Linked DNA regions of Homo sapiens: region 2 is linked to region 1. Evidence: chromatin contacts called from ENCODE Hi-C data. All regions are on one chromosome and are shown on one strand. The core of a region is the stretch at or near the end of the contact, and the rest is flanking DNA. Distances in the headings are between cores, read along the strand shown.

Evidence for each region. Hi-C counts contacts between places; a loop is a spot of excess contacts on that map. Pooled maps may share reads with other maps.
Region 2: a loop to region 1 is called in a pooled map, with 7 times the contacts of the local background. The contact joins two enhancer-like sites. A Hi-C loop is called at or near these places in 3 of 37 single-sample maps with no recorded cell type and 6 of 50 pooled maps.

The regions. Positions count from the first base shown.
Region 1 is chr21:34,637,605-34,643,499 of GRCh38, forward strand. No RefSeq gene overlaps it. Among named protein-coding and RNA genes, the nearest start is that of RCAN1, 25 kb to the left of the region's middle. RefSeq lists enhancers at 2,655-2,854, 2,885-2,994, 4,723-4,772, 4,783-4,832, 5,093-5,212. Within about 2 kb of position 2,752, at least 2 of the 41 ENCODE cell types and tissues checked have a DNase peak (open chromatin) inside an H3K27ac peak, as active enhancers do.
Region 2 is chr21:34,984,747-34,990,641 of GRCh38, forward strand. The region is part of intron 2 of RUNX1 (RUNX family transcription factor 1); the gene reads right to left. Among named protein-coding and RNA genes, the nearest start is that of RUNX1-IT1, 52 kb to the right of the region's middle. RefSeq lists enhancers at 2,624-2,673, 5,305-5,414. Within about 2 kb of position 2,410, at least 8 of the 41 ENCODE cell types and tissues checked have a DNase peak (open chromatin) inside an H3K27ac peak, as active enhancers do.

The DNA.
Region 1 (5,895 bases), core at 1,502-4,001:
CATCCATTCACTGCAACCTTCTTCTGCTTTTTCCTCTCTACAGAGCTGAAGAGACAGAAACTATTTCCCAGCCTGCCTTGCAAACAGGGCTCCACATATGATTTGGAAGCTGCTGATTAGGTGCAGCCATGAGAGAGCTGACTTTGGAACTGAATTAAGTGCGAAGGGAGTGGCAGTAAGGGTCATATATATTTTTGTTGGTGCAGATCTAGTCGGTGTGGAGGGGCCATGGGGGTAAACATTGTCATGGTAGCCCCTGATCTCCATCACAGTTGAGGTGTTACATCACTGGAAGCAAAGGTTGATTCAGAGGTCCTGGGGCTGTGCCACTTCCTGATTCTAGAGTTTTGTGCTTGAGTTAAAAGAGGTGGCTTCCCTGGTGGGTTAGTCCTGCAGTATTGTTTTATGAGTCTTTCCTGCAGGCCTCTTCTCTAGCCTGCTTCTTTGACCCATGTGAAGGTTTTGTGAGCACACTACTCCTATATGAAATCCATTTCTGCTTAAAATAGTTAGAGTGGTTCCTGTGACTGCAAGGGAACCTTGCCTGAAACAGATGGAACTATCAAGCCCATCATACAGATGCATACCTGAAAAAATGAATGGCTACTCAAGGTCATAGAGGTTGTGATGTCTCAGCTGGTGTTTGAACCCAGGTATGACCTCAGTGAAGATGAGGAAGGTTGGTCCACAAAAATGGCATTGTATCTGGACCAAAGTTGAGAACAGGATAAACTGGTAAAGGGAAGACAGAACAGTGTGGGGATGGGAACACTAAGAGAGTAGATGGGCTGGGTTCAGTGACTCACGCCTGTAATTCCAGCCCTTTGGGAGGCCAGAGGATCACTTCAGCCCAGGAGTTTGCGACTAGCCTGGGCAACATAGTGAAACCCCCTTTTTATTTAAAAAAATAAAAAGGAGGAGAGAGGTGGAGCAAGATGGCAGAATAGAAGGCTCCACCCATCATCCACCCAGCAAGGCACCAATTTAACAACTATCTCCACACACATAAAAAAACACCTTTGTTAGAGCCCAGAATCAGGTGAGCACTCACAGTACCTGGTTTAAAAAACAAAAAAATTAGCTGGGTGTGGTGGTGCGCACTTGTGGTCTCAGCTGCTTGGGAGGCTGACATGGGAGGATCCCTTGAGCCCAGGAGTTTGAGGTTAGAGTGAGCTGTGGTCGTGCCTTTGCATTCCAGCCTGGGCAACAACGAGAGACCCTGTTTCAAAACCAAAAGGGAGAATGGATTACCACAGGGGCTCGACATGATCAAGTCAGTTTAGTAGGAACGACATGTGAGGCATGGCCCGGTCACAGGCATGAAGGTTCAGAATATAGCCTGGAGTACACATGTATCCCTCTGGGCCAGGCAGAGGCTTCACATCTTGGTGAAAGGCCTGGTCGCACTTTCTCTGGGTTTCAGATGGACTGTTAATGCAAAGTTGTTTTTGTGTTTTTGCAAATCCCAGGAGCTGGTGGATGGGGATGGTGTGACCCTGTTGGAACCTGCTGGCTGGCAGCCCTCCTTCAGAGAGACACCGTTTGGAAATTACCAGAGGCCTAGAGCACCAACCCCTCCCCAGACCTTGGAAGAATTCACCATGATCCCCTGGTAGGTTCAAGTCCACAGAGGATGGATTCTGAAGGGGAACATGCAAACCCATCAGCACCAACCCAGAGCTGTTGTAATAAGTCATCACTCCTGGGGCAGGGAGACTTGACTCTTCCCCTGATGATTAGGAGTTTTGTTGTCTTTTGATGTTCCCAGGCCAGATGCCACAGTTAAATTAGCAAAAGAACTCAAATAACCCTGAATAGAAGAAAGAGGAGACTCTCGTTATGATGCACCAATGATTGGTAAAGGTGACTTCCCACAGTGCTGTTTTGTTACAGGGCAATTTGCCAGGGTTGTTGAGGCCACCATGTTACTCCCAGCACTACAGTGAGATATATATATGTACTTACTGGAAGATCTGCAATAGTGTAAGATGTACTATTGCCTCTTTGAGCTTTTGGACAGATGTGTGGCTTTAAGAACTGTTGTGCACCCTGCGCCAGACAGCCAACTCATCGGAGACCCCGAGGAAACAGTCAGTCAATTGGTAAAGGTGACCATACATATCCTTATTCCCATGGGAATTCAGGTGCTTGGTTTATCAGAGTAGATTGTCACTAAAAATGTCCAAACTCTCTGATCATCTTTTTTTTTCACCCTCACCACCCCCATGTTGATTTCAGACTTCTAGTCTCTGGAACTGCAAGATAATAAATTTCTGTTTTTTAAAAAAATTGTGGCAAAATATATATAATATTTATCATTTTAACCATTTGTAAGCATCCAATCCGGTGGCATTAAATACATTCCCAGTGTTGTGTAACCATCATCACTATCTGTACCTAAAATATTTTCCCCCATTGTTAACTCTGTACTCATTAAACAACAGCTCTGCCTCTCCACCCCGCCAACCCCTGCCCCTAGTAACTTCTATTCTACTTTCTATCTCTATGAATTTGACTATTCTAGGTCCCTCATATAAGTGCAGTTACAAGACATTTGTCTTTCTGTGCCTGGCTTATTTCACTTAGCACAATATTTTCAAAGCTCATCCATGCTGCAGCATGTATCAGAATTTCATTCCTCTTGATGGCTAAACAATGTTCCATCGCATGTGCATACTACATTTTGTTATCCATTTAACTGTTAATGGACACTGGGGTTGTTTTTACCTTTTGGCTATCGTGAATAATGTTGTCACAGACGTTGGTGTGAAAATACTGGTTTGAGTTTCACTTTCAGTTCTTTTGGATATATACTCAGAATTAGAGTTGCTGAGTCATAGGATAATTCTATGTTTAATTTTTTGACGAACCACCAAACTTTTCTACAGCAGTTGCACTGTTTAATATTCTATTTTATTTTTCTTTTCTTAAGCAAAAAAGGGAATATGTTGGGCTCATGTAACAGAAAAGTTTGGGGTGGAACCAATATAGCTTGCTTCAGGAGTCTCTTAATCTCTCTGATCTCTCTCCATCTCGTCCCTGCCCCCTCCCACTGCATGCCTTTCTCAGGCTCCACGTGGTGACGAGATGGTTGCAGCAGCTCACACAACCTGTTCTATTCAAGTTCATGTCCATTGACTCTGTGAGATCATTGGAGAAACTTTAGGGTTCTGGCTTACTAGAAGGGTGACTAGATTCTGGATGGCAAAGAGGACAGTTGTCCCCTACACCTTTCCCACTCCTTTAAATTTCCCCCACCTCAGGACAGCTTCAGCCTCTCCAGCCCAGCTCCATGTCCATAAACCTTCTGGTGTTCAGGAACTCAACTTCTCCATCACTTTTAATTCTTCCTTCTTGCTTGAACTGCACATCCAATCAGTTCCACTGCCCTGCCAATTCTTGCTTTGAAAATAGTTTTTCCTCTGAGTCACTTCCATGGAAAGCATTCATGATTCAGGTCCGCGTAAAGTGGTTACTACAAGTGCCTCAGATGCTGGCAGTGATAATGCATCCTGGGAGGTCTACACTGGTAAAATCGTCACCTAACAGGGGGACGGGCTGTCTGTAGAAGTCTCTAAGATGGGTTGGTCCCTTTGAGGCTGGAAATTAAAAAAAAATAAAATTTAAAAAAAAGTTTTCCTGTATTAGGCTGACTTGTCCCAGAGGCAGCAACAGGCACAGCCCAGACCCAGGAAAGGTCCTAATAATGTTATCTAATGTGCTCTGAAGACTCTCCCAGCACTCCCTCAACATAGAAAAAAAAATTTCCTTTGTTTTATGAAATGAGTTTGTAGGTTCCTCTTCTCTGTAACTAGTGACTTCAAGTATTCTGTTTTCTCTAAGAAGTACAACAAAGGTCATAAGAAGCTTGAGTAGGCCCAAACTACAGCTGCCTGGGCACCATAGTAAAGGTTATAGGATAAGCCCATGCCCAGGCAAAACTAGATAACGGACATCTGGGTTGCTTGGCAACGGTCATGTGCAATCCTGTCTTTGTCCTGCCTCAGTATCCCTGCTTTCATGCCACTGTAAGCTTACTTCAAGCTAGCCCACCCCCTTTTGTAAAGTGTGTATAAAAGTCAGGTGCTGTCTTTGTTCTGGGCCCAGTCTTTTGGACGTTGAGTCAGCTGGGCCCGAGTACACTCAGTAAAAACTCTCCTGTTTCAACCTGAGGTCTCTCTCGTCCTCCTGAATCCTGCACCACCTTCTCCAGATTAATGTAAGCTTGGTCTTAGGAAGTCTCAGTGGACCTACTGAACTTAGGAGAAACCTGTGGCTTAGGCAATATTTAGAACAGCTGAAGAAAGATCAAGGGAACAGCATGGAGTCTAGAATTTTTTTAAAAAGGGAGAAGGTCAGAAAGTGTTGGACACAGCATCTCAGCACCCAGGGCCATTGAGGCTGGCACTGTGTTTTCTGACTTCTCTCATAATCGATGATAAATGCCTCTTTGTACCCCTAGTCCATGTTTTCCAAGAAACCTACTGATTATGAATTGACTTCCCAGATACCTGGATGGCAGAAAAGCAGTGCCTTGGGTGGTAGCCTAGAGTGCCCCGGGATCTGTTACAAAAGTCCATTGCTCAGATCATTAGTAGAGAGGAAAAGGCACCTTGAAGGGCTTGAGAGCAGGTGCAGGGCTCACAGTAAAGCATGGTCCCCACCCACAAGGCAAAGCTTCAGGATGTGAACCCAGACTCATCAGTCACCCACCTGCTGCCTAGTCATGTGTGATGCCTTTGGGGCAGGCTTCCTTCCCTTAATGTGCAGATTCAAGTCCCCACCTGCCTTTGGTCATGTTGTGATTCCTCACAATGTCCAAAGGTCTCAAATCTTTGGCTTGAATGGGCTCACTTCAAAGACCTACAGAGCTGAGCTTGGTATTGAAGCCACAGAATCAAAAGTTTTTGTATCTCAGTTGCAAGACCTGTGAGGCAGAGGTGGTCACTAGAGCCACAGCACGCTAGTGGAACACCAGCCCTGGGACTTTCTCTGTTCTCGCTCACTCCCTCACTTTTCACTTTCTTTAGCCATGGCTGGCTGACAGTGCGTGCAACTTCCAGTCCCTAGGGAACCAAGAAGGAGTGCTCAAACCTACAGCCTCCTGGGTTGGTTCCCAGCTAGGAGAGAGCACCAGCGGCAAGTCCTGCCTGGCTCTGGGTGCTGGGTGCCACCATCACATGTGCCATGGGTGATGGGTGTGGTTGGCTGTGAATGGAAATGCACGTGGTGGAATGATCCCAGGACTCAGCCCTATAGCAGAGACCAGTCTGCACACTTCCTGCCCATGGTGTGGCTGAATGATAGGGAGACAACCACAGTGACCACAGGAATGACTATTACGCCTGGCAATTTATTCAGATATCAGTGAGAGCATTGGATGTCTCTCTAGATGCACGTTAGAGGGTTCAGGCCTATTTTAGTTTATTTTTGAGACTGGGTCCAGTTATGTTGCCCAGGCTGGTCTTGAACTTTTGGGCTCAAGAGATCCTCAGCCTCCTGAGCTGGGATTACATGTGTGCACCACCGCATCTGGCTGGGTTTTTTGTCACAAAAATTGTAGCAAAAGAATTGTACCTATGTTCATTTATTTTACCTTCCAAGTCCTTTTTCCATTACCATTTATGATCTTATAAAATGCCCCCTAGTGAACAAGCCTGGCTGCTAATTTATACCCTTTCCTCTGAAGAGCCCCTCTACGGTAGAAGAGTATTAATGACACTTGCAGGGAAGCATGATGTTGCCATGATATGAATAGCTGGATGTTGCCTTTGGGGGTCAGAACCTAGAGATGATGCTCAGAGTAGACTGCCACTGAGGGACTCAGGGATCCAGGAACAGCCTAGGAAAGAAGAAGACAACAGGAAACTCTAGAATTCTGCTCAGAGACACCAT
Region 2 (5,895 bases), core at 1,160-3,659, 350 kb after region 1:
GCACAGTTATGTGGCACATGTCTGCAAAGTAGTTGGGCAAATACAATGTCCATCAGAGAGAGGTCACATGAAGATGCAGATAGACCCCGTCATGTGAAGGAAGGAAGTGATCAGGTACTTTCCATAGAACTCATTTCTCTTCTCAGGAATACAGGGGTGACAGGATCTTCCCAGAGGACAGGCTGCATGGTATGGGGGTCAGGGCTGGCAGCCCAGGCCAGGTTTGGAATAGCCCCAAAATATATAGCATGGTAGGAGGTTGTGCATGGATATATTGAGTATTCAGTGCACAGGTTAGGATGAAAAAATTGTGTCAAAGTAGTTATGTGATTCCAATAATACTTAGAAGACTTAGAACAAGAGCAGAGAAAGTAAGTGGTCATCCTGAGTTAATAAATGAAGGTAAAGAACTTAGCACTCCATTGAAAGGTACAGTAATTTAATATTGATATTAGATTGATGGGTCCTTCATTTCCCTATGGTCTCATCATAGTTTCTTGCAATAGGGATGACAGAGCAGGGAGTAATAGGCTGCCAGCAGGACCTCAATGGAGTGACCCAGTCTTGGGTTCAGGCCCATCGGGGCAGAACTAGGTTTGTCAAAGGGTGCTTGCTGACTGGCTTGGAGAGCAGAGGTAGCCAGAGGTGTCTGGGGTCACCATGAAGACGGCAAGTACAATCTGTAGGAGTGGAATAGGCAGGGAAGGAGTAGAAGCTGTGGATGGAAGAACATTCCAGAATGTGAGATCTTGGAGATGACACGATTTTTTCTCTGAAAGCTCTCAGCCCATGGTGAGCATTAAAACACTCTCAGGGCAACCACACACCAATCCCTATACTGACCCCTACTCCAAATGTTTAGGGTGGAGCCCTTTGGGGATACCATATGGGGGTTTCTTTAATATTCCTCAGTGGACTTGGCTTCCTTTCTCACAGACAGACAGGGACTGTTATGAATGGGGTACACACCTATTTTATTCACTCATATTTTATTATCCTATATTATATTATTATAGTCATTTCACTGCCACCAACATTTCCTTCTCCAACGATGTGGTATGCGGTGTAACAAATGGTTTTAGAGAAAGTGTCTGGTGGTCTATCAACAACTCTGACCAGACTTTTTTTTTTTTTTTTTTTTTTTGAGACAGGGTCTCACTCTGTCACCCAGGCTGGAGTACAATAGCACGATCATGGTCGCTGCAGCCTCAACCTCCTAGGCTCAAGAGATACTCCTTGTCTCAGCCTCCAAAGTAGCTGGTACTACAGGCATGCACCACTACACTGGGCTAATTTTTGTATTTTTTGTAGAGATGGGTTTTGCCATGTTGCCCAGGCTGATCTCGAACTCCTGGGCTCAAGGGATCCCGCCTCAGCCTCCCAAAATGCTGGGATTTCAGGTATGAACCATTGCACCCAGCCCAGACTGTTTTGGCTGATCATTTATGTCCCTAGATACTGTCCACTGTTTCACCTTCCAGTCTGCCTTGCATTAACTTTCAATGCTCTTTCCATCAAATCACACTGGGTCCTATGTCAAAGGCTGGCACTGTTTGTTTCCTCAAACCTGAAAGTTGAAAGGTCAAGATTCAACATCATGCACCAAGAGTTTAGTCTGTGGAGGAGGTCTCAAAATTGAGGATGGAATAACTAACTCCACAAGATGGGGGCAGGGAGCAGGAGATATGTGGCATTTAGCAAAAAAGCCATGGTTCCCTATGTGTCTCCCAAATATCCACATCTACCTAGAACCTCAGGTTGTCACGCTTTTTGGAAATAAGGTTTGTGTAAATGTGATTTGTTAAGATGAGGTCATACTAGATTAGGTTGGCTGCTAAATTCAATGATCAGCATCCTTATAAGAAGAGGAGAAGACACACAGGGGTACACAGAGAGATGCCATGCGAAGACAGAGGCAGAAACTGGAGTAATGCAAAGATGACTCAAGGGATGTCAAGGGTTGCTGGGAGTCACCAGATGCTGGGGGAAGCAAGGAAGGATCCTCTCCTGGAGCCTTCAGAGGGAGCACAGAAATGCCAGCGCCTTGATCTTGGAATTCTAGCCTCTAGGGCTGTAAGAGAATACATTTCTGTTGTTTTAAACCACACAGTTTGTGGCAATTTGTTATGGCAGCCACAGGAAACTAACACAGTCCCCTAACCTCAACCACTGAGCTTCACTGACTAGCTGGGAAGTTTCTCCCAGGAGGCCATGTTGTCCCTGAAGCCAGTCCCAATGGGACCGACATGATTGACAGGCCAGGGAAGCCTCACCCCACAAGGCTGCATGCCCAGGTAAGTGTGTTTCTTGCACCGCCCTTGCCATGACAATGGCTTGTTCTGACTTACGGCTTTGTTACTTTGAACTTCAATCAATGGCTGAAAGAGGAACGTTGTTTTGACTAGGCTCGGGGTTTCTAAACTCCCCACTGTGTGGTTTCCAGGTCAGACAGTCAGGCTTTGTTCTGTGAATCATTGCTGAAAGATTCAATTAAATCTCGCTTCGTCCGCCTTGTGGCCAGGGTTTCAGTGACTTAGCAAGAACAGGAGCATGTAGCCAGTTGCTGAGGAAAGCCAGACATTTGAGGGGAGCGGGCTGCTGACACGAGGCAGGGAGCACAGAGATCTTCGGGGCTCCAGACAGCGGTGAAGAATGAAGTCCCCAGGCGCCCAGCTTCTTGGCTGAGAAGGCAGCTGTTGATTCCTGACATACTAATTTAGGACCCGAAAGAGAAAGTGAGGGGGCTTTGTAAAATCACTTAAAGGAGGCTGAATGTCAAGGGGGAGATGAGCCATGTGTTAGCACCACTGTCCTTTTCACGCAGGCATGAGAAAGAATCACAAATGTGAGTCTGGTTGAGATCTTTATGGTTAGGAGGCCTCCTTTGAAGTCTGACATCGCTAAAAAAATTCTCATAAAACCAAAGAGGGGGAAAAAAAGAGCATTTTATCCTAGCTAGGAGAGCACCAAAGTATGTGGAAAGGAGAAAAGGCTACAGCCCTCTGCAGAAACAGGAATTCGGCAGAACCCCAAGTCACTCAGAAAAGAGAAAATGAAAGACAAGATTTCTTGAAGTGCCTGGAAAATGCTAGCTTCGTGTGCAGACTTGCTCTAGAGGGGACAGTCTTGTGTGATGCCAGAGATCCAGGCTGATGAACAACTCCCATCCCCAGGGCACAGGTGGCCTGAAATCACGGAGATTCTTAGAACCTCAGTTTGGTTTCTTATTTATAGAATGAGACAATTCATGCCACCTCTCTTTTCTCTTGCAGGATTTTGTGGGGCTCAGAGGAGTTGCTGTTTGTGAATTCACTCTGTAAATTTCTAGCATCCTATAATTGTAGACAAGTCAGTATGCGCCCCTCCTCAAGGCTGGGCTTAGGATCCCAAGACATCCCTATTGCCTGCACCACATCGGGTGCCAGCTAAGGTAGAGGAGGGGTGCCAAGGAAGATCAGAGAAGCCCAGCTCCTGGTGCCCCTGGGGTCAGTACGGTCCTTCTTCCCTTGTATCTGCAAAGGACTTGTGGACACAGCCGGGGGAAACATGGTTGCTAAGAGACTGGCATTGCTGCACTTTCGAGGACACCAGGCGTGTAGTCTCATCTTTCATCAACATTCCTGGGGCTGCTCCTTTCATACATGAGCCCAGAAGGACCAGGGCGGTGCAGATCCCAGGGAAGGGGATGGCAGGGCTCAGCTGCCCAGCCTGCTGTCCTGCTGTGGCTCTGTGCTGCAGCATCATCTAGTACTTTCAAAAACTGTGCTGTGGGCACTCGCCTCGGCTCCTGTACAACTGTCCTTCCCATCTCCATCTGCCAAACTCATTCTTACCCCTAGGACCTGCTGAGATGCTGCCTCTACCATGAAGCCATCCCTGAGAACAGTAGCTTGTTATTTCTACTGCTGCTTCCAGCTTTGATTGGCTCTTCCCTACTCATCCCCTCACCTGACATCCGGACAGTGTGTGCAACAACTTATTATGATTATTATTGGGATGGTCTCCTCCGGCACCCATAATCCTGTCCTGAGTGAGCACCCTGCACATGAGGTTGTTTGAGAACACTGGCTGAACCTGTCAACAGTTGGTGGATTCTGATCCAGTAGCTGATAGTGGGCAGGAGAATAGGGGTGTGGCTTTCCAGGCTCTGAGGCCCCCACATCCTCAAAGGGAACTGAGATGATCCCAATAGGTGCAGGTTCAGGCAAAGTGGAGAGATCCAGAACATGTGCCTTTGGCTGGCCCAGATCTCTCTCTCTCTCTCTCTCTTTTTTTTTTTTTAGATGGAGTTTCACTCTGTTGCCCAGGCTGGAGTGCAATGGCATGATCTCAGCTCACTGCAACCTTCACCTTCCACGTTCAAGCGATTCTCCTGCCTCAATCTCCTGAGTAGCTGAGATTACAGGCGCCCGCCGCCACACCCAGCTAATTTTTGTATTTTTAGTAGAGACGGGGTTTCTCCATATTGGCCAGGCTGGTCTTGAACTCCTGGCCTCAGGTGATCTGACTGTCTCTGCCTCCCAAAGTGCTGGGATTACAAGTGTGAGCCACGGCGCCCGGCCCCAGATCTCTTTATACTGATCTTTGCCATTCTCTACTCTGCTTGGGGTAGCTTCTTAGTTCGTACTACAGCTTAAATGACTGATAGTTTTACCTTTCTAGGAGAGCTGACTTCTCAGAGGTTACCTAAGCTTGAAGTCAAAGGCATGAGGCTGTGCTAGGAGGTGTGGGGGAGGAAGTTACTTTTGGAAGCCAGGGTCTTTCCCAGGCTTCTGAAATCATCCCCTTGGGCAACTGCCTGGCATGATGTGTCCCTGATTAAAGCAGTTTCTCTCCTCCTAGTCTACTTGGGAAGCTCTGAGGATGATTCTTTCTCTTTTGATACATCAAATCCACCCAAAGCAGCTTCTGAAAAAACTATGAAAAACTGGCCACAGGAGTGTTTGTTCTGGTAGAATTTAAATGTCTTTGTGCTGCAAAAGCTGAAATGTCTAGTAAGATTTCTGACCAAAGCCTTTCAGCTCACTATAAGCATTGGCACGAAGGGTAAACCACAGGGATCCAGCTCTTACAATGCTTCATTCCCTTCTGCAGGCCCTAGAGACTCCCTGGGCTTTGCCTGCCACATCTGTACACTGGGGAGAAGGTGGATTACCTCTTACGCTCCAAGTAGCAAGTCATTTAACCTCACTCCTCATGGGTTGGGGACGGGAGCATGCTCACAGGGTGGAAGGAGGATGAAACGGATGCACAGTAAATGTGAGCTGTTTTCACAATTACAAGTCTCACCTCCCACTCTGAGCTTCTATGACTCTATCGTTCATTTTTCTGCACAGGGACTGACTCAAGGCTCTAAGGTTCTATCTCTGTGCTGCTGCACTGAGCTGCTCCCTCCTGAATGTCTCTGCCTGTCAGTTTCATTCAGAGACCCCTGACCACCAGTAATCATCAGATATTTCATGCAGCTGGGTGAGGCATCAGATCCGACAAAATAGGAAGATTCTTTTTAAAACCAGAATCTCTAAAATGAGTTTGTTTGTGATGCAAGTAGGGTCTGGATCCTACAAACCACGGAAGACTTGCAGACAAGGCAGTTTCTTCTGGAAGCTTCCCCAGGGAAGAGCAGGAACCCCCAGAATGGCAGAGCTGCACGTGTGCCGCTGTGTGACATTCCTGGTGCTAAAAAGAAACAGTGATGGATCTTTGCCATAGTGGGGAAAAATGAGCCAGTGCAATAGGCCTAGTCATAAAAGGTGGATCAGAGGGAGGGTTTTAGTTGAAAGCTTTTGAGAGGTTGAGCTTCATTATCCTGCTGCTGTTATATGATGAACCACAGAGACGTGCACCCATACCACTGGGGCTCTTCCATTAACGGATATAATGTTGGGATATGAG